Regions from separate parts of the Homo sapiens genome. Here all the other regions are linked to region 3. Evidence: chromatin contacts called from ENCODE Hi-C or POLR2A ChIA-PET data. All regions are on one chromosome and are shown on one strand. The core of a region is the stretch at or near the end of the contact, and the rest is flanking DNA. Distances in the headings are between cores, read along the strand shown.

What was found. A loop is a pair of places that touch in the nucleus more often than their neighbours do. ChIA-PET counts read pairs that join two places held with the same protein, here RNA polymerase II (POLR2A). Pooled maps may share reads with other maps.
Region 1: a loop to region 3 is called in a map of dorsolateral prefrontal cortex, with 2.0 times the contacts of the local background. The contact joins the promoter of HOPX here to the enhancer-like site in region 3. A Hi-C loop is called at or near these places in 8 of 168 maps with a recorded cell type or tissue (CD8-positive, alpha-beta T cell, GM12878, PC-3 and 5 more), 9 of 37 single-sample maps with no recorded cell type and 16 of 50 pooled maps. POLR2A ChIA-PET finds 5 or more read pairs at or near these places in 5 of 52 experiments (A549, HEK293, OCI-LY7 and 2 more).
Region 2: a loop to region 3 is called in a map of Caco-2, with 12 times the contacts of the local background. The contact joins the promoter of CHAER1 here to the enhancer-like site in region 3. A Hi-C loop is called at or near these places in 2 of 168 maps with a recorded cell type or tissue (Caco-2 and left colon) and 5 of 50 pooled maps. POLR2A ChIA-PET finds 5 or more read pairs at or near these places in 1 of 52 experiments (Panc1).
Region 4: a loop to region 3 is called in a map of sigmoid colon, with 7 times the contacts of the local background. The contact joins two enhancer-like sites. A Hi-C loop is called at or near these places in 4 of 168 maps with a recorded cell type or tissue (Caco-2, endothelial cell of hepatic sinusoid, naive thymus-derived CD4-positive, alpha-beta T cell and 1 more) and 13 of 50 pooled maps. POLR2A ChIA-PET finds 5 or more read pairs at or near these places in 2 of 52 experiments (MCF 10A and activated CD4-positive, alpha-beta T cell).

Annotation. Positions count from the first base shown.
Region 1 is chr4:56,679,977-56,682,676 of GRCh38, reverse strand. HOPX (HOP homeobox) reads left to right here and starts at 1,381. Exons shown (of 4, transcript NM_032495.6): 1 at 1,381-1,422. RefSeq lists a silencer at 1,334-1,383.
Region 2 is chr4:56,702,980-56,705,679 of GRCh38, reverse strand. It overlaps CHAER1 (cardiac hypertrophy associated epigenetic regulator 1), which reads left to right and starts at 1,261. Exons shown (of 5, transcript XR_001741702.3): 1 at 1,261-1,496; 2 at 1,934-2,109.
Region 3 is chr4:56,798,921-56,801,620 of GRCh38, reverse strand. LOC105377668 (a long non-coding RNA gene) reads right to left here. Exons shown (of 3, transcript XR_941082.2): 2 at 2,038-2,119; 3 at 704-1,496. Among named protein-coding and RNA genes, the nearest start is that of SPINK2, 21 kb to the left of the region's middle. Within about 2 kb of position 1,325, at least 32 of the 41 ENCODE cell types and tissues checked have a DNase peak (open chromatin) inside an H3K27ac peak, as active enhancers do; they include CD8-positive, alpha-beta T cell, Panc1 and dorsolateral prefrontal cortex, where a contact is called at or near this core.
Region 4 is chr4:56,730,627-56,733,326 of GRCh38, reverse strand. No RefSeq gene overlaps it. Among named protein-coding and RNA genes, the nearest start is that of CHAER1, 28 kb to the right of the region's middle. Within about 2 kb of position 1,271, at least 2 of the 41 ENCODE cell types and tissues checked have a DNase peak (open chromatin) inside an H3K27ac peak, as active enhancers do.

The sequences.
Region 1 (2,700 bases), core at 132-2,631, 120 kb after region 3:
CTGTCATAGTAATAATTTGTGCAACAACAATAATAATAATAATGCTGTGGGTATCAAATGATAAACAAGACATAGACCCTGCCCATTCAAAAAATCGTGGCAGCAAGAATCCAGATTTGGCCATAGAATGGTCAGAAGTTAGGCATTGAATTAGGCAGGAAACAAAAGAATTCCTCTGGTAACCAAGGTTGGGTTAACCTGGGCCCCCTGTCTCTACTCTTTCCCACACATGTTTTATAACCGTCACCCCCTTTTCCAAGAGGGAAAGAGGTATTCTGAATGAGCGCTGCTCTTCTTTCACATATGGCTACTGTTCCCAAGAGACTCAAGTGGGCTTTCTCTTTCTCTGCTGAAGTGAATAATATAGGGTGTGGCTCTCTGGATGGCACTTACCGGTTTGTGCTACAAACCAGCAAATACACACAGATAATCCCACAGATGATCTCACCAGACCTTGTCTCCCTTCCCTCATTCCCTCAAAATCATACCCACCTAATAATGTTTAGTGCACTGCAATTGAGTATTAGCTCCCGTATCTAGCTAATAAAATACGTAAACATCCAACAGCCGGGTCCTCACACCCACACACATACCCTCGCCTTTAGAAACATTTCCACGGATTGTCACACGAGCCCCTAAACTCTCTGTCACACTCTGCATGCATCTTCCCACAGACTTGCTCACACACTGGCTTTTTATTCGCAAGCCCATGGGGAATCTTTCACCTCTTAGACAGGAATTTCATTAACGAAGGGGAGGGGATGGTAAGAGGAAAGTACAGATGCAGGGGAAATAAATGAGAATCGTTTTTGAGGGAGACCTAAAACTGTATCATCCTAGCCCGAATCTCTCCCTTTTAACTGTTCTTTATGTGTACATTCTGTGCCCAAAAGAAAACAACCTTTCATTAATTGGGCAATTGTCCAGGCTCTTAGCTTGGCATCCAGCTCTCAGAGCTGTGAAATCAACCGCACCAGATCTACGCTTTGAAATGAGGCAACATCTAACTGGAAACTCGCTCAAAGTAAGGAAGTGGATGAGAAGACTCAGGGTCCCTTTTCTCTTCCCCGTCTTCTCTCAGCCACATCTCTCTTATCCTATCTTGGTGAAGAAGCTTGCTTGGCTAGGAGAGAGGTCAGGGACGAGAAGATAGTGACGAGAAAGTTCCATGAGACTCTCAGAAGTCCCAGCCTGAACATCAAACCTGAATAACCAGGAGAGACGTAACCTCGGCATACTTTCAGTGGTTTACCTCCTGCCCACGCTGCAGGTTTTTCAGGTCCTTGCTCGAGTGTGTGCTCATAGGCGTAAATAAACGTGCTATCAGCAGCCTGCGTCAGCCAGCCCAGCTATTTAAGCAGGCTGGCATCAGCAAACACAGCTTCCAAACCCAGGGCTTGCGCTTGCCTTTGCCTCTTCCACGTAAGTACCTTTCAAAGGTCTGCCTTTTATGCAGAGGAATGAGTTTGTGCAGGAACTAGACCAAAATGCTATCGTTACCGTATTTGCTCATCTGTTGGAAAACGGTAGAGGTGAAAGGGAGAATAGGAATGACAAGCTTACCCCCAAGCAGAAGCTAGGAAATGCTGCTGGGTGTAAGACATCAGTCCCTTACAAACAAAACTGCATGGGGTCGAGGGGAATTTGGAGGAAGGGGAGTTGGTGTTGGTCTTTTGGCCAAGCAGGTGAGATGTTTTTCTTACTCGCTTCTATTTTGGAAAGATAACTTTGAAACCAGCATTTGTCAGATGCCTATGATTTTCTCATTTAGAAGCAGATTATTGTTATTCTACATCCCAGACTTTTATCTAAAATCAGACATAATATCGTTTTAAAATATGTTTTGTGTTTGACAAGGGGAAGTGAGGGAGCTGTCTCTGGATGGAGAAGTGGCTTGATTTTGAATTTGCAGTTTATTGTTACTTCTGGTTCTCATAATACTTATTTATAACAACAAAAACAGTGATTTTTTTTTTTTGAGATGAAAAGGAATCCCAGGCTCTGGGGTTTAGAGAAAGTATAGGTTTGTGATATGTGAGTGGCATCCAAGTATTCAGGGTAAACTGTTAAGTAAAGTGGAATAAGAATCATTGAATAAAAAGGTACAATCTATCACATAGTTCAGATAAGAAGCTCTTAAAGAGAAAAGGAATGCAAACAGTTCCCATGAAGTGGCACTGCTACTGGACAGGGCCCTGTAGTGTGTTTAGTTAAGTAAGGTTAAGTATAACCAGGGCAGGCAGAGAACAAAACGAAGGTGCTGGGGAGGTGGGAAGGGAGGAGAAGGGAGGAGCAGATAGTAAAGGATTTATAATTAAACAACAGATTCATGAAAAGCAGATAGGAATAGAGCAGGGCATTAATTCCATAGTCTATCCCTTTGTATCAAGAATCTGGTGAAAGCCAAGGACCTTTCTCAGGTATTCATTCCTCGCTTCCTGAGCCTCCCCTTCCACCCCACACCCCAACCCACACCTTGACTCTCACTTTCTGGACTCCTAGAAGTCCACGGACCTAAATGAAGCTCATATGCTTATTATTATTTTTTTTTAACTGGGCTGAAGCTGCCGACTGAGGAACCTCTCCAGAAGTGGTGGCGAGTTAAAAACCTTCAACGTGGCAGGCACTTCTTAGCCACCAAACTGAAGCTTGGTTTTAAGTTCATGAAGGTCTTATGTCAATCAAGCAAATAATGATTAA
Region 2 (2,700 bases), core at 12-2,511, 96 kb after region 3:
GTTCCCTGATGAAGAAATTCTGCCTGTGGATGGCAATTCCGCTCATGCCCAGGAGTTCCAACCTGCTCTTTCTGACGGTGTGCCCTATGGATTTCCCACTGGCCTAACCAGCCCCATGATTATGTGAGGCAGGAGAATCGGGCCTGGAGGCAGGGAACCTCAGGGCTTCCTAGAACTAAATCAAATGGAAACACTTCAGCTATGACAGGAACTACACTCGTCATTTACATAGAATGTACACCAAATACATAACTTTGTAACCTCACTTTAGCCTCTTCATTTACATAGGGCGTACACCAAGTAACCAATGGAAACCTCTAGATGGTATTTAAACCCCAGAAAATTCTGTAACCGGGCTCTTAAGCCCCTATGCTCAGCCGCTCCCACCCTGTGGAGTGTACTTTTGTTTTCTATAAATCTCTGCTTTTGTTGCTTCATTCTTTCCTTGGTTTGTTTGTGTGTTTTGTCCAATTCTTCGTTCAAGATGCCAAGAACCTGGACACCCCCAACTGGTAACATATGTAGGGCAATTCCTCTTAATATGACTCTCCTACTGGTTCAGTTTCTCTGGTTGAACCCTGACTGATACATCCTGAATAAGTTTGAATGTGGAGCTGACCGGCTAAGCTAGTGTATTGGAAGTGGGATGTGAGAAAGTGGAGTCCAGGATGATGCCAAAGTTTTTGCCCCGAGCAGCCAGAAGGATGGCTTAGGTATCTCCTTCTAAGGTAGGAATCACGAATGCAAAAGCCACCTACAAAAGCCTGTTCAAGGGATGGCAAAGGAAGATGCCCAGTTTCCCCCAAGGAAGCCCTTTCAGACGGGGGATGTGTATAGGCAGGAATGGGTTGGAGTGGCTGGCCAGCCCTGATGTGGGCAAGCTCCAATTTAAGGGGGTGAAATAGGTAATAAAGTCACTGCTGTGCTCCATGCCACTCATCCAGAAACACTAGTGGTTTTCCAGTGCATTCTGGAATCCTCAGGAAATCTGGAGATCTTTTTACTGTTCTCTGCTGTGAACCCCACCTCCCCTGCTGCTGTGTGCTCTGGGAATGAGTTAGCTGAACCCTGAGCCAAAAACCAACAAGGAGTGCTGAATAGAGACTTTATGGAGTTGCTCTGTGGGCTTTTTTTCTTGTGAAGGAACAGGGTGTGCTTGAAAGTAAAAAGTGAGTTATTTGGTGTTGTTGTTGTTGTTATTGTTGTTTAAATCTTCCTGGAAGGCAGAAAGAAAGAGATAAAAAGGAAAAAACAGCATTTGTCACTTATAGTGCTCTGGTTAGCACAGTAGCTGGGCCCCTGAACCCTCTACAGGCCTCCCAAGCTGGCACTGAATAAAATGTGAGAAATGAAAGGAACTTTTCCGTGAGTCTGGCAGCGCCGACAGACACTGAGGTGGCAGAGCTGTCTGGTCCCAGTCCACATGCAGAGGCCTGCAGCTCCTCCTTCCAGCCCGCACCCACCAGAGCTTCTCAGACGGGCCGTGTCCTGAGAAGGTTGTTGCCAATGTAGATGTTTGAGAGGCTCACTGATGAACAAATCAACAGAGCAGATTTAATCTGAAGAGATCCAAATATTGTGCTTCTTTGGACTCATAGAAATGGCGAAAGATTTAACATCAGGAAGTACTTAAGTCAGCTAATTTCTAGAGCCTTCTTCCTCCCTGTCACTTGATTCTAGATAGGATCACCAGTTAGACATCAGAACCAGATCTTTTTATCCAGAGAAGTACCAGTTTGTTGTTTTTCCTTCCGAAGCCAAGTCCTCGAGTTTCAGGTAGACTTCAGTTGATTTCTGCGAGGTCTTTGCTTTCTCTCTGCCAGAATAATCACTGCTGAGGTAACTGCAGACAAGGTCCTTAGCACCTTAGATCAGTATAGGAAAGAAAATGAAAAATGTTTGTCTCACCTCTTTTTGCTGCTGATCTCTACAGGAAAGCAAAAAGCCCCGAAGAGCCTGGCTTGGAATAAAAACATGCACCATACAAGATTTTTATGAAGATTAAATAACTTGGGCTAAAATATTCTGGAAGCTGCCAAGGGCTCTACAGATGAGCTATACAGAGGCATTTGCTGAAAACTGGCCTGGATTGACAAGCGCAATGCAAACGTAAGGAGCTGAACAGCCTCTGCTGTCCCGGGGGGATGGCAGCCAGACAAGGCATGTACAATACTGGGATGATGAGAAAACGGGTGTCTCAAGAGGAGACTAGAAGAGATTCTTGGCCCAGCAAAAAAGTTAAAGAGGGGGAGAAACTGCAGGTATTAAAGTCAAAAGTAATAGTGATGTCAGATCTGTAAGGTTTCTCCTTTCTATTCACTAGGACTGTAGATGTATGAGAGACACATTCAGGGTTAAGGTCTCATTGGAGGGCACATCCCAGAGGCCTGTGGGAAACCAACCCAGAGGGGTCCTTGTTACCTGCATCTCAGAGCACGCATGGGGTGACAGACATGCAGAAGTAGGGGATCTGGGGAGTATAGGGAATTTTGGTTTCTAGATGTATTTCCAGACTTTCCAATGGCCAAACTTCTTTTCTGATAATCTGGTGGTATGCAGGCTAGCAAGAGACTTGAATTGGCCATGTCTGTCTCACATTTCAGCTATTCCCAGGAGTGCTTGGCAAAGGAAAATGTGGGTGAACAGTTTGACAGCAAATTGCCTTGGAAGCCTGCAGAAGGGTGTACTCCTAGGGAGGAT
Region 3 (2,700 bases), core at 76-2,575:
GGAAGCAACATACCTACACAATATTTAGCAATATGATCAATCACATGTGAAAGCAGTTGCCAATAACGGGACCATTTAGACTGCCAAATTACATAATTGACACATTCTCTCTTTAAAGCAGGGAGTTTTATTTTTCTGTGTTGAAAATGAGATAATATTTAATTTAATGAGTGTCTATAGTTGCATTCACTGCAGTATTTTTTTTTTCGAGACGGAGTCTCATTCTGTCGCCCAGGCTGTAATGCAGTGGCACAATCTTGGCTCACTGCAACCTCTGCCTCCCAGGTTCAAGCGATTTCTGGCTAATTTTTCTATTTTTAGTAGAGACAAGGTTTCACTATGTTGGCCAGGCTGGTCTTGAACTCCTGACTTCAAGTGATCTGCCCGCCTCAGCCTCCCAAAGTGCTAGGATTATAGGTGTGAGCCACCATGCCTGGCCCACTGGCCCACTACAGTCTTCTTTTTTTTTTTTTTTTTTTTGGAGTCTCACTCTGTTGCCCAGGCTAGAGTGCAGTGGCGCAATCTCGGCTCACTGCAATCTCTGCCTTCCTGGCTCAAGTGATTCTCCTGCCTCAGCCCCCTGAGTAGCTGGGATTACAGGCGCGCACCACCATGCCCGCCTACTTTTTGTATTTTAGTAGAGACGGAGTTTCACCATATTGGCCAGACTGGTCTCGAACTCCTGACCTCGTGATCTGCCCGCCTTGGCCTCCCAAAGTGCTGGGATTACAGGCGTGAGCCACCGAGCCCGGCCAAAACCCGCTCCAGTATTCTTAATCCATAGTATTGAAACTACAGGCACATTTTATGAGGGCCTATGATCTAAAGTGCTATCCTTTATGTTTTATATTGTTTAAGAGAGAAACATCAACTCTGTTTCTTAGTATTCTAGCAGATTCAAAAACTGGTTTTCTTACTGTGCAGGGGATCGTGTTTATGTGACATTTATGATAAAATTAGGTTTCATAGTTTTTGTGGCTTTTCTTCTGTCCCCAAGTAAAATTAGATTTCCTTATACGTAGAAAGAAAAAAAATTGGGGGAGGAAATACATTAAAACATTAATGAAATTAAATAATCATACTCAAATTTTCTTCAAGGAGTATACACTATTTTGCTAATTATAATAAAATGGGTCTTATTAAAAATCAGAGTGGGGGAGAGGAGGAAGAAAGGTCTGATTTTAAAAGCCATGAGATGAAGGCACGAGTCAGAAAGAGCCCAGCAATAATCTCTTACAGATCATGACCAAAAATGCTTCCTGGCCAGTGTGGAGACACCAGGGGGCAGTGGCTCCCTGAGAACTGCTGCTGCTCCCAGCTCAGGCGGCTCAGCCTGCAGTCTACGATTCATCGATTCATCGTCACCAAACTCGGGAAAGTTACGTTGCACTTACATGCTGCTTCCGAAGGCTCTTATGCTTTGATTTCTTGAAGGCACCGTTTCTGTGAATAAAACTGAACGATGGTCCGGCGGGGATTAGCATGTAGTTGAGGACCTGGGTGAAAAGATGGGAAATAAAGACAAACCGAAACCATTTTGCCTTCTGGAGTAGGAGTCCAGGAAAGGGATTTGAAAAGCTGCCACGATAGGGTTCAAACTTAGCGGTCCAGGTTGACCTAGTTCCCACAGCCATCAGGAAGAGGGGCGTGCTTCTCTATGGGCAGCAAGTTGAGGAGGAAGTTCCCACTCTTCTTCTCCAGCTTTTCTGCCTCAACACTGCCGCCCCCTGTCCCTCCCCCAGTTCACAATCTTTCATTCTGGCTAAAACTTCTGCCTTTATGCATTACTTCAGGCAATGCATATAACATTCTATCTTTGCTTGGCTATACTGTTTACAAAGTTGTTTATACTTTATAAACCATTTTCATGCGTGTTTTCCACCCATGATTTGAAATGGTTTGGGCTTTCGACTCCCACGTTAAAGACCTTCACTATATTGGAAATAAGTACACCCTAAGTGACTAAAGCTAATACTAGAAACCACTGGATTACTGGACCAAGCCCTAATGACATCGCATTGGCCTGAGAACACTGACCAGGCTGCTGGCTAAAGCTCCTGATGTGGGCAGCGTGGAAGGTCCAGGATCTCAAATACGGAGTTTGGCAGCGAATTTCTTTCTGAAAAGGAAGAGCAAGGCGACACTGTAGAAGCGTTTTCTATTCAAAGACTTTCACAGGCATCTGTGCACATCAAATCGGCAATGAATACGTGTGAGACAGATGACCTTCATTTTCAATGTGGTTTGGAGGTCTTTGGAAGAGTGAAGAATTCCTTTGTTTGCCACAGGTGATTTATTAGGGAAAGTTGTCTTTCTAAACCATATATTTTCAAAAGTTGCAACAAGTCTTACTCATGCAGAAAAATCTTTCAAAAGGAGCATTTGCTACAGAGTTTTTAGGGTAGTGTGGTTTTACACACTAAATAAATGCTTGTAAATATATTTGGGACTTGTAATCAACAGTACCTTTGTTTCCTTTCTTTGCAGTGGATTTGGTGGCTACTGTTACTGTTTTCTTCCTTTTCTTTTTTTTGAGACGGAGTCTCACTCTGTCACCCAGGCTGGAGTGCAGTGGCGCAATCTCAGCTCACTGCAACCTCTGCCTCTGGGGTTCAAGCGATTCTCCTGCCTCAGCCTCCTGAGTAGCTGGGATCACAGGAATGCGCCACCACACCCAGCTAATTTTTGAATTTCTAGTAG
Region 4 (2,700 bases), core at 22-2,521, 68 kb after region 3:
GGCTCTTTGCCGGGCACTGCAGGAAGTTCAGAGTTGAGCAAGAAAACACCTTTTCTCTCAACATATTTTCCAATAATTGGGGGGGATATATGGATATATGGTAGTATAAGAAAAATGCCAGACCAAGAGGATCAATGAATGATACGGAAAATGAAAGGGGGAGAATTCACACTCAGCTGTAATTATCTGCAGATCTTTCTCAGGGGAGGCAGCTTTTTAGATGGTCTTTGAATTTGGTAGGTGAGGGAGAGGGGAGCCAAGGGAATCGGAAGGTTTCAGGCGCAGGAGGAATGACAGGATCATGGAAGCAGAAGAATGTAGCATGCGTGGCAATCGACATCATCGATTTTAGATGGATCACAGGAAACATGTAAAAACATGTCTAGGCTGGGCGTGATGGCTGACCCCTGTAATCCCAGCACTTTGGGAGGCTGAAGCGGGCAGATCACTTGAGGTCAGGAGTCCAAGACCAGCCTGGCCAACATGATGAAACCCTGTCTCTACTGAAAACACAAAAATTAGCCAGATGTGGTGGCATATGCCTGCATATGCCTGTAGTACCAGCTCCTCAGAAGGCGGAGGCAGGAGAATTGCTTGAACCTAGGAGGCAGAGGTCACAGTGAGCCGAGATCAGGCCATTGCACTCCAGCCTGGGTGACGGAGACTGTCTCAAAAAAAAAAAAAGAAGAAGAAGAAAAGAAAAACATGTGTAGAAAGGGAGCTTCGAGGCTTTTGAGGTCTAGGCAAGGAACTTACAGGGAAAGGGGAGTAACTGAGGAATTTTGAGTGGGGAAATGGTGTGATCAGACTGGTATTTGGGAAGATTAGACTGACAGTGGCATGTGACCTGGACCGAGACTGGAGAGAGGTGGAAAGTTGGGGGTGACTTCATGGACAGTTGAAGTGAGTCTGGGCAGAAATTATGAATGACTGTGGGCAGCAGGAATGGATAGAGGGCCTATGGAGATGCTTTGCTGAGGTGGCCATCACATCCAGGATTTAAAAGTCTGTTCCCTTGTTTTACCTTGAGAGAAAGTGAAGTGTGGCTCTAATCTTTCCTGGAGTGGCTCTCACAGCCTTTCTGTGAACAGACTCCGGGCTTGGAAGCAAAGCGTGGATCCTGGGTCTGAGGCTGGCAGCAGGGCTTGGAGAGCTGGAGGCATCTGCCACCCTCCCCGGCCCTCCATGAGCTTTCCCCCCCCCCGTTCGCTGCTTCAGAGGAAACACCAGGCTGAGCTGGATTGCAGAAGTAAGCTTCCCTGCCACGCCCAAGGCCCTCTGTGCTGTTGGGTCAGCCCCACTCTGCCTGGCCCCCTGTCTGCAATGATAAGGACATAGCACCTCAGTCATGCATCTCTGGGAATGTGACAAAGACAAGGATAATTAGCTATGTGTTCCCATTCGACCGTCTTTTCTCTCCTCCATCCCCAGCAGCTAAAGAGAAGTTCTCCTAATTTGCTCAGCTTCTCCCTCTTCCCTACTCTCCAAAGAGAATTCTGTCTTTGCTGGTTCTCTGTTTTTCTTATGATACAGAAATAGACATAGAGAAGGCAGACTTGAGAGTTAGGAGGACAAGGGGTAAAATTCCTGGTGGCTTGGGTCAATTCTAGGATCACCCTTTTGTGTATAAAAAGGGGCTACATGAACAGGATACTAAAGAATGAAGCCAGAAGACAAAGTCAATTTATATCATAAGGAGCTAAGAGAGAAGTATGGAAAAAAGAAAATAAAAAATAATCTGGGCTGGGTTTCAGGGAACATTCGTAGAGGAAAGCTACCAAATGAAGGGCTCTGAGAACCAAAATGTGCTGCTGTAGGTTATAGGTTAAATCTTTTTTAATGCCAATTAAATGTTGGAATTTTGTTTTGGTTGCTTAGCTATGTTTTTTTTTGTTTGTTTGTTTTTGTTTTTTTGAGACGGAGTCTCACTCTGTCGCCCAGGCTGGAGTGCAGTGGCGCGATCTCAGCTCACTGCAAGCTCCGCCTCCTGGGTTCACGCCATTCTCCTGCCTCAGCCTCCCGAGCAGATAGGACTACAGGCGCCTGCCACCACGCCCGGCTAATTTTTTGTACTTTTAATAGAGACGGGGTTTCACCGTGTTAGCCAGGATGGTCTCGATCTCTTGACCTCATGATCCGCCCACCTCGGCCTCCCAAAGTGCTGAGATTACAGGCTTGAGCCACCCTGCCTGGCCTATGTTTTTAATGTTTTATTTTAATGTCACAGTGTGCCAGACTGGACAGTATTGTATTCCAGCTTATATGTGGGTTATTGAATAGCATAATGGTTCACATCAGGAATTCTGGAACCAAACTCCCAGCTCCCAAATCCTACTTCCACCACTCAATAGCTGTGTTACCTTTGGCAAGATATAGTACTTGCTTCTCTGTGGCTCAGTTGCTTTGTCTGTAAAATAAGTTAATGAGAGCCTCTACTTCGGAAAATTGTTATGAGGATTAAATGAGTTACTATTTGTAAAGTTCATAGAAAGCTCATGCAAAGCCTGGCATGTAATTGGCGCTATAGAAGCATTAGCTATTATTAGTACAGGGACATCTAAGGTTATGAGATTTTTCTGTCTTGGTTCAACCAAGGTGGTGAAGACAACTGTCAGAAGAATTATCTTCAGCAGAGCAAATCTTAAGTTTAGGGAAAGTTTGGGCTGGGCACGGTGGTTCATGCCTGTAATCCCAGCACTT